Regions from separate parts of the Homo sapiens genome. Here region 2 is linked to region 1. Evidence: chromatin loops called from intact Hi-C (ENCODE). Cell type or tissue: lower leg skin. All regions are shown on one strand. Links, peaks and the distances in the headings refer to the core of each region. The heading gives the core; the rest is flanking DNA. Region 1 overlaps LOC105370913 (a long non-coding RNA gene). Region 2 has its middle 38 kb from the start of IREB2.

Region 1 (4,392 bases), core at 174-4,173:
ATCAAAACATCAATGACATTCTTCACAGAAATAGAAAAAAATCCTAAAATTTATATGAAATTACAGAAGACCCAGCATAGACAAAGCTATCCTAAACAAAAAGAACAAAACTAGAGTAATCACATTACCTGACTTCAAATTATACTAGAGAGCTAAGTAGTCAAAACGACATGGTACTGGCATAAAAACAGATGCCAAGAATACACATTGTGGAAAGAACAGTCTCTTCAATAAATGATGCTGAGAAAATTGGATTTTTTAATATGGCAAGAGATAGGGGCTTGATTTCATTCTTCTGCATATGGATATCCAATTTTCCCAGAAACATTTATTGAAGAGACTGTCCTTTCCACAATGTGTATTCTTGGCAATTTTGTCAAAAATAAGTTCCCTGTAGATGTATGAATTTATTTCTGGGTTCTCTATTCTATTTCATTGGTCTATGTGTCAATTGCAACCACATGGATGGAACTGGAGGTCATTATGTTAAGTGAACTAAGCCAGACACAGAAAAACAAACTTCACATGTTCTCACTTATTTGCAGAAGCTAAAGGTTAAAATAACTGAACTCATGGAGATAGAGTAGAAGGATGGTAACCAGAGGCTAGGAAGGGTAGTGGGGTGATGGTAAGGAAGTGGGGGTTGTTAATGGTACAAAAAATTAGTTAGAAAGAATATGACCTAGTATTAATAGCACAACAGGGTGACTGTAGTCAATAATAATTTACTTATACATTCCAAAATAACTAAAAGAATGTAATTGGATTGTTTGTGATACAAAGGATAAATGCTTGAGGTGATGGATACCCCATTTACCAGATGTAATTATTATCCATTGCATGCCTAGTGCTGCGAGATGTGTTTCCCATGCTACCCTGCTGATTCCTCCTCCCCGGGGCAGTCAGGAAGGTGGTTTGCATTTCTCAGTTCAGCTGTTCCCAAAGAGATGGGCCAACCCAAACCCCATAGTCCCTCTGGCCAACACTGAAGGTATTTTGTGGGTTTCAGCCCCATGGGCGATATTCTGTCAATCTAGAATGTGTCTGACCTACAGTCACAGTGAGATAGTGAAGGCCTTGAGTGCCTGCCAAGAGCTGGAGCTTTATCAGGCAGAGCAAGGTCTCTGGGAAGAAGGAGAAACACTGGTGCACCCTGCTGGTGAGGGAGCTGGCGCCTGTGGCAGGGGTCTGGGGGCTCTCTCCTTGCACATCCAGCTGGGCCTAAAAGTAGTACGTCCCATCTGACTTTTTCCAAGGAGAGTTTGACTTCCTTTCCCAGCACTGAACTTGTTTCTGCTTGACATAGTGACAAAACTGTGTGTATTTTACCTGGGGCTGGAGATCAGTCAGCATCAAAAGTAGCAATTTAAGAAGACAAGACTGGCGAAGGGAATGTAGCCCTGAACTATCCAAAGGCCAAAATACTTTTTTTGTGGCCTTCAAGGCCCCTGGTGTCTGGCTAAAAGGAAGAGCACAAAGATGTATGGCTGAAGGTCTGTGTTCTCATCCCATCTCTGCTATCAAGCTACTATGTGCAAACACTCAACCTCTCTGAACCTCAGTTTCCTCATCTGTAAATTGATGAGAATATTGCCACCCTCCCTGGGCTTATGGGAGGTTCAAATCAAGTTCAGCTCTACATAGATATTTGACACTGATTTGCAGTCTTCCTCAGCTGCCCCCTGCAAGCTCTCAGTTCCTTATCTGCTGGGGCTGGAGGTAAAAGGACCAATCAGGAGGCAGCTGAGGCTTTCCACAGAAGTGCCCCTGGGTAGCAGAATCAGAGTATAACCAAAAAAGGACCCTCAGTGATAAAGGAGAATGACAGAAAGGAGGGGAGACAAAGGAAGGGAGGTGGGCTTGAGGGTGGGGTGCAAAAGCTGTTCATTCATCTCTCATTTATTTGAACCTATCATGTGCCAAGCACCATGCTGGGCCTTGGGAACTCAGATGAACAAGACTCTCATTCATTCATTCATTCATTCATTCATTCATTCATTCATTGAACATATAGTTATTAAGGGACTTGTATGAAGCTGCCAGGTTCTGGCATAGAGAGGGGGGGTCAGGTAAGCAAATGAGCAATTGCAATCCAGGCTGGTGAGTAGACTAGGAGAGGATGTAGAGAGGGGGGCAAAGGGCACTGCAGATGGAGGAGGCCTCCTATTCTGAGGCTGCAAGGAATTCCCCAAGGCTGGAAGGGACAGTATGTGTTGTGGTTAGAGGGGAGGCTGAAAAGGCCAAGAAAGACCCTGAATGCCACCAAGAGTTTGGAACACATGTACGTAGCTACTGAGCACCTTCCCAAAGGGAAACGCCAGACTCAGATTTTAATTTGGCTACAGTGTGGCGAGTGGAATGAAACTGGGGGATGAAGCAAAGAGGAGGGTAAGAAGGAAGAGATGAGACTGTGGAGATGGTTGAGAGGACTGGGTGACTGGCCTTTAGAGGGTAGGGAGAGGGGACAGGCAGCCATGCAGCCTGTATTCACTGAATGGGAGCAGAGCAGAGTGTTGGGGAACTTACTAACCAGGCAGGCTGCTAAGCCCACCCCAGGTGCACTGAATCAGAATCTCTGGAGTGGGGCTCAGCAATGTGTATACTGCAGCTCAGTGTTCCTGGTCTTGGTGGTCGTGTAGAGGATCCCTAAGACCAGCCATGGGCTCAATGATTTGTTATAAGGATGCAAAGGACTTAGAAAAGCCATTATACCCTTGGTCATGGTTCATTACAGGGAAAAGATACAGATTAGAATCCGCAAAGGGAAAAGGGACAAAGTCTAGGAGAAACCAGGCACCAGCTTCCAGTTATGCTTTCCCAGTGGAGTTGCACAGACAGTGGTTAATTCTCCCAGCAATGATGTGTGACAGCACATGCTAAGTGTTGTCTACCTGGGAAGCCCACCCAGGCAAGCCTTAGTGTTCAAGGTTTTTCTTGGGGGGTCAGTCATGCAGGCATGCAGCTCCTGGGTGACTGACCCCAGCTACTCAGGCTTCAGTCCTTAAAGAAGTCGTATTGATACACCAAGGCCCAAAGTCTCAGGCATACAAAAACATTCTTACAAGGCAGAATATTCAGCCAGGTGTGGGCATGGTGGCTCACGCCTGTAATCCCAACACTTTGGGAGGCCGAGGCAGGTGGATCAACTGAGGTCAGGAGTTCGAGACTAGCCTGGCCAACATGGCGAAACCCCGTCTCTACTAAAAATAGAAAAAAATTAGCCAGGCCTGGTGGTGGGTGCCTGCAATCCCAGCTACTCGGGAACCTGAGACAGGAGAATCGCTTGAACCCAGGAGGCAGAGTTTGCAGTGAGCCCAGATCGTGCCGCTGCACTCCAGCCTGGGCAATGGAGTGAGAATCCACCTCAAAAAAAAAAATAAATAAATAAATAAAAGGCAGAATATTCTAAAGTTATCTCCCCAGATGTGGTCAAGGGCCAATCCTCTTTTTGGAATGTGCAGGGTTGGAGTGACCCAAGGCTGCTGAGCAAACTAACCCTTTACTGTCCAGTGGTCTATATTAGAATGGCCTGGGGAGCTTTCAGAATGCCCTATGGCCAGGCTGCACCCAGACCAATCACTCAGAGTCCCTGGAGAGTCTATCCAAGGTCAAGACCCACAGCCATAGATAGTAATTGGTACCAAAGGGGAGTGAGCTCATCCCAGAGGGAATGAGGAGAGAGTGGTCACAGGTGGAAGAGATGCCCAAGAGCAGTGGACTAAGGATCAGCAGAGGCTGCAGACTGCGAGAAGGATGGCACACAGAGAAGGAGAGCTAGAGAAAGGGCAGAGAACCAGGGTCCCCAGAGTCTGGACAGCAAAGAGAGAGAGTAGGCAGCCAAGTCACATAGTGATCTGGTGCCTTAGTCAGCTCAGGCTGCTATAACAAATTACTAGGTGGCTTAGACAGTCATTTATTTTTCATAGTTCTAGAGGCTGGGAAGTTGGAGATCAGGCTGCCAGCATGGTTTGGGTTGGGTGAGGACTCTTTTCTTGGTTTCTCCTATGGAACCTCCTTGCTATATCCTCACACGGCAAAGAGAGAGAGAGAAGGCCTACTTGCTCGTGTTTCTTCCTATAAGGGCATTAATTTCATCATGCAGGATACAAACATTCAGTGCATAGCACCTGGGAAGGCTCAGTTAGGCCCAGGGTGGGAACAGGATGCCAGGAGGTGCAAAAATTTCTGTCAGTCTGGCACTCTGTTCCCCCTCCCCCTCCCCTTCCTCCTCTTGCTCCTCCTCCTCCTTCTGATCCCCTCCCTCTTTCTTCTCTGCAGCTCTCCACTCCCTTCCTAGACTTTCTTCATAGAGCCAGAAGAGGGTACCTGAATTGGCCTGGACTGCTCAGCCTGTACGGTTCTGGGAGTGGGGTGGGGTGGATGGAGTGAACT
Region 2 (4,392 bases), core at 233-4,232, 300 kb after region 1:
GGCAGGTGTGAAATGAGAGCCTTGCCCCTATCCCGATGCATGATCAAGTATTGGTAGGGTAGATCGTGGTGGTCTGCATCTCTGCCCATCATGGAAGAAGCTGGGGTTGACCTAGCAAGACTGCTTCAGGAGGTGAGCTCTGCCGGTTTTAGTCCTTTTCTGTACTGGGACCACCTCTTGACCCAGGTCTTTTGGGCCCTTCTGGCTCACCTGCTGGCTCCCAGTCATGCACCTCCTCCCCTCCAAGTCACAGTCTTTAGGGTGTTACAAAAACACAGCAGTAAGCCCAGGAATCAGACCTGGGTCCCACTTGTAACCCATTGCTCAGTGGGCTGGCAACTGCATCTGTACAGTGGGGACAATCCCTTCCCCTGGGATCTGCAGGGGTTAGTGTGAGGAACAGCACACAGCAGGAAGGTCTTTGGAAACTACCAAATGTCAGGCCAGGCGCGGTGGCTCACGCCTGTAATCCCAGCACTTTGGGAGGCTGAGGCGGGCGGATCACCTGAGGTCGGGAGTTCGAGACCAGCCTGACCAACATGGAGAAACCCTGTCTCTACTAAAAATACAAAATTATCTGGGCATGGTGGTGCTTGCCTGTAATCCCAGCTACTCGGGAGGCTAAGGCAGGAGAATCACTTGAACCTGGGAGGCGGAGGTTGCGGTGAGCTGAGATCACATCATTGCACTCCAGCCTGGGCAACAAGAGCTAAATTCTGTCTCAAAAAAAAAAAAAAAAAAAAAAAAAGAAGGAAACTATCAAGTGTCGTAGGTAACAGGTTAGTTGGGAGGAAAGGCGGTTTAGTGGAGGGAGCTCCAGTTTGGCTCTTCAGTAGCCTAGTCTTCACCACTTAACCACCTAAGTAACTTCAGGAAGTCTCCTCCTCTCTCTGGCCTCAGTTTCCCCATCTATGAAATTAGAGCATTGGACTAGATTAGCACTCCCCAAGCCAATGTCACAGAACTCCCAAGCTATTTCATAGAAAAGGGGTTCCGTTGTCTACTCAGTCTGAGTTCTTACCGAATGCGGTAACTACCATGAGCTCACATTGAAACGCAGCATTTAAAAGCTCTGAAACATCTTGCAGAAAAGGTGTCTCCCTAACATCTTTGGCTTTGGAACCCTTTTGCTATTGGGTGAATTATACCATTTTAACATCTCTGAAATCAGGGCTGTGTCTCACAATGGCTGTATCTTAGAATCTTTCAAATATGGTTTTTTTTTTTTTTTTTTTTTGAGATGGAGTCTCACTCTGTCACCCAGGCTGGAGTGCAGTGGCGGGATCTTGGCTCACTGCAACCTCCACCTCCTGGGTTCAAGTGATTCTCCTGCCTCAGCCTTCTGAGTAGCTGGGACTACAGGCACATGCCACCATACCTGGCTAATTTTTGTATTTTTAGTAAAGATGGGGTTTCTCCATGTTGGCCAGGCTGGTCTCAAACTCCTGACCTCAGGTGATCTGCCTGCCTCAGCCTCCCAAGGTGCTAGGATTACAGGCATGAGCCACCACGCCCAGCCTCAAATATGGTTTAGTAATAGCTATCAATCTGGAGTGTCAACTAAATGCAGGCACTAAGTGTTTAATAAATTAGTATTTATTTAGTTTTTTATTCAGTATTTCCAGTAATCCTGAAAATTAGGGACTGTTATTATCCCCACATTGCAAATGAGAAAACTGAGTTGCAGGGAGGTTAAGAAACTCACCCAGGATCACATGGCTAATAAACAGAAGAGCTGGGACTTATATCCTGAGGCCGAACTCTTTTTTAAAAATTATTATTATTATTATTTGTACAGATGGGGTCTCGCTGTGTTGTGGGTCTTGAACTCCTGGCCTCCAGTGATCCTCCTGCTTCAGCCTCCCAAAGTGCTTGAGATTATAGGCATGAGCCACTGCGTGCAGACAAGACTCTGATCTCTCAGGCCCATTTGGAATCCTGTCTGTGATTCAGTGACCATGAATGACATACGGCATGGTTCTCAAAGGCCTTGAAAGTACCATGTTCCTTTAGAAAGAGCAGAACTTTTCTAGCACTGGCATCAGAAAACAAGACAGTGGGCCCCTGAATGCACCCAGGCTAGCATGTGGAGCAGCAGGGGAGTGGCAGTGGGAGGCAGGCAGGCAGGCATGCATGGAAGCAGAGGGACCTGGATCTGGCCTTCCAGCAAGGGGTTTTATGAAGTGGCTTTGCTGGGCAAAAGGGAGATCAAATGACTGACCCACCTAGCAATAAGGATTGCACCCTAGACCTGGATCCTGCTCTGAACTTTGCAAAGCCTTTCCCACTCTTGACAGTGCTCAAGGCACACCTGTGAGGTAAGCAGGTAGATTCACTGCTCTCACCCACCTAGGTGAGGATGCAGAGGCCCAGGGGAAGTAAAACCCAGAAATGCCTCTTTGCAGCTGTTTCTCACTGGGGTCTACACAGGCAGTCTGTTCTCCCAACTCTGCAACATGCAGGAAAAAAGCATGCAGAAAAAAAGACATTGCTTCACCTTGGGATACAGATTTCTAGGCCAACCCGTTTCTGATGATGGCAATTACAAAGGCCATCCCTTCCACTTCCTCGTGTCCCTCAACAGCCTGGTGGCCCCGCTGGGTTCCTAACATCCTGCTTCCCAGAGAAGAGCTGAAACTCATTCCTGTTGAAGTATCTCTGTCTGGTATCGGCTGTGTTCCTCATGCAAGACGGATTTGCGTCTTGCGAGGGAAGGAAGCTCTTATAACCAGGCACGTTTCTCAAACTGTAATGTGCATACCAACTCTGGGGGATTGTGTTTAAAATGCTGAGTCTGATTTTGCAAGTCTGGGCAGGGCCTGAGATTCTTGCATCACAAGCTCCCAAATAACTCTACGACTGCTGGTCTAAGGACCACACTATGAGGAACAAAGACAATGGTTTGGTGGAGAGTCTGGGGTTGGGATGTCTGAGCTCTGCTTCAATGCCTTCTTTCAGACGAGATTGGGCGCATTCAGGGTGGTATGGCCATAGACTTCAATGCCTTCTTTCTATCTAGCTGACTTCGGAAAGCTACTGACCAACTTCTACTCTCAATTTTCATCTGTAGAATGAGAAATGTTTTTAGTAATTAAGAAATACCCAAATATTAGTAAATACTGAAAATAGTAGTACCTTCCTAGTAGAACTGTTGAGAGGATTAAATGAAAAAAGTACATACAAGGTACTTAGCTCAGAGCCCGGCGCTTGGTAAACCCTCGCTAAATATTAATTAGCAGCTATTATTAGGGGGAAAGGAAAAGCTAGTCTGGTAGAATCACAAGCACCAGGAAGCCATCAGGGAGGTGGGGAAAAAGGGCGGTTCTTTCTGGAGTCAGGAAGGTAAAGCCATTCTTATCCGGCCTTGGAGCCTTGGAGGCAAGGTCCCCTCCTGTCAGTCGTCAATGTTGCCCACTGGTTTCCCTGGAAAGAATGAGAATCCTGGGTCATTCTGGGCAGCGGTGACAGGTCCAGCCTCCTATCTCTGCAGCTTTGTCTTCTCAGGAGCGTCACTTGCTTACAGCCACCCTCGGCTGCTTCTTCTTAAATCATCTCCACATCACAATCACAGAGGGTTGGGAGCCCGCCTGCATCTCAGGGGCTCCAGCTGTCTCCCATGGAATACGAATAGCACTGTCGGGCTGTTGGTCTTGTTGCCTTTGCAATCTGCTTTCTGCACAATGTCTAGGTTGAGCACATTTGCAGGCTCAGTGAAGCCATTATTTTTCTTGGTGACATTTTCTGGCAGCAGTCTAAATTCGTGAAGAGCTGAGGACAGCCTTTGCCTATGCCTGGAACTGGGTGGCCTACTTCCCCATTGCCATCTGTGTCTATTTGTCCCTGGACTTAGACACAGACTCATTCACACCCAGACCAAAGAATCCCAGGTCAGTGGAGCTCAGGTGTAGCTCTTGTCAAATTAAAAGGTACGTGGGATGCCCCAGGGATCCTGTTAAACTGCAGACTCAGTAGGTCTGGGGCCAGGCCTGAGAGTCTGCATTTGTAACAAACTCTCAGCGCCATTTCATCTGATGGTGCTGGTCCATGGACCAACCACACTGAGTAGCCTAGTGGTTCTCAAGCTTCATCCTGCATCAGAATGACCCTCAGGTCTTATTAAAACACAGATTGCTGGGCCTTTCCCAGTCTGATTTTGAAGGCCTAGGGTAGATTCCAATATTTTGCATTTCTAAGAAGTTCTCAGGTGATACTAATGCCGCTACTCTAGGGACTACACTTTGAGAACAATTGTTTTAGTTTCCCGACCTTTCCATTACCTTTATTATTATTCCTTGAGTTCTGTGACTTTCTTCGAGTTCTCTAGTCCTGACCACTTGCCACAGTTCAGTCCTGCTGAGTACCTCCAGTCTGTCATATCTATAACTGACAATG

What was found. Peaks named below come from ENCODE experiments on the same cell type or tissue, not always from the same donor. Only the 100,000 strongest peaks of a DNase experiment are listed, where the experiment ranks them.
Region 2: a loop joins it to region 1, with 4 times the contacts of the local background. A loop is called at or near these places in 1 of 110 quality-filtered maps.

What each region holds. Positions count from the first base shown.
Region 1 is chr15:78,692,781-78,697,172 of GRCh38, reverse strand. It overlaps LOC105370913 (a long non-coding RNA gene), which reads left to right. Exons shown (of 3, transcript XR_932509.2): 3 at 4,279-4,392. Among named protein-coding and RNA genes, the nearest start is that of CHRNB4, 54 kb to the right of the region's middle. In lower leg skin, for the core only: no CTCF peak of the experiment used is centred there; no DNase peak of the experiment used is centred there.
Region 2 is chr15:78,397,676-78,402,067 of GRCh38, reverse strand. No RefSeq gene overlaps it. Among named protein-coding and RNA genes, the nearest start is that of IREB2, 38 kb to the left of the region's middle. In lower leg skin, for the core only: no CTCF peak of the experiment used is centred there; a DNase peak (open chromatin) is centred at 2,647.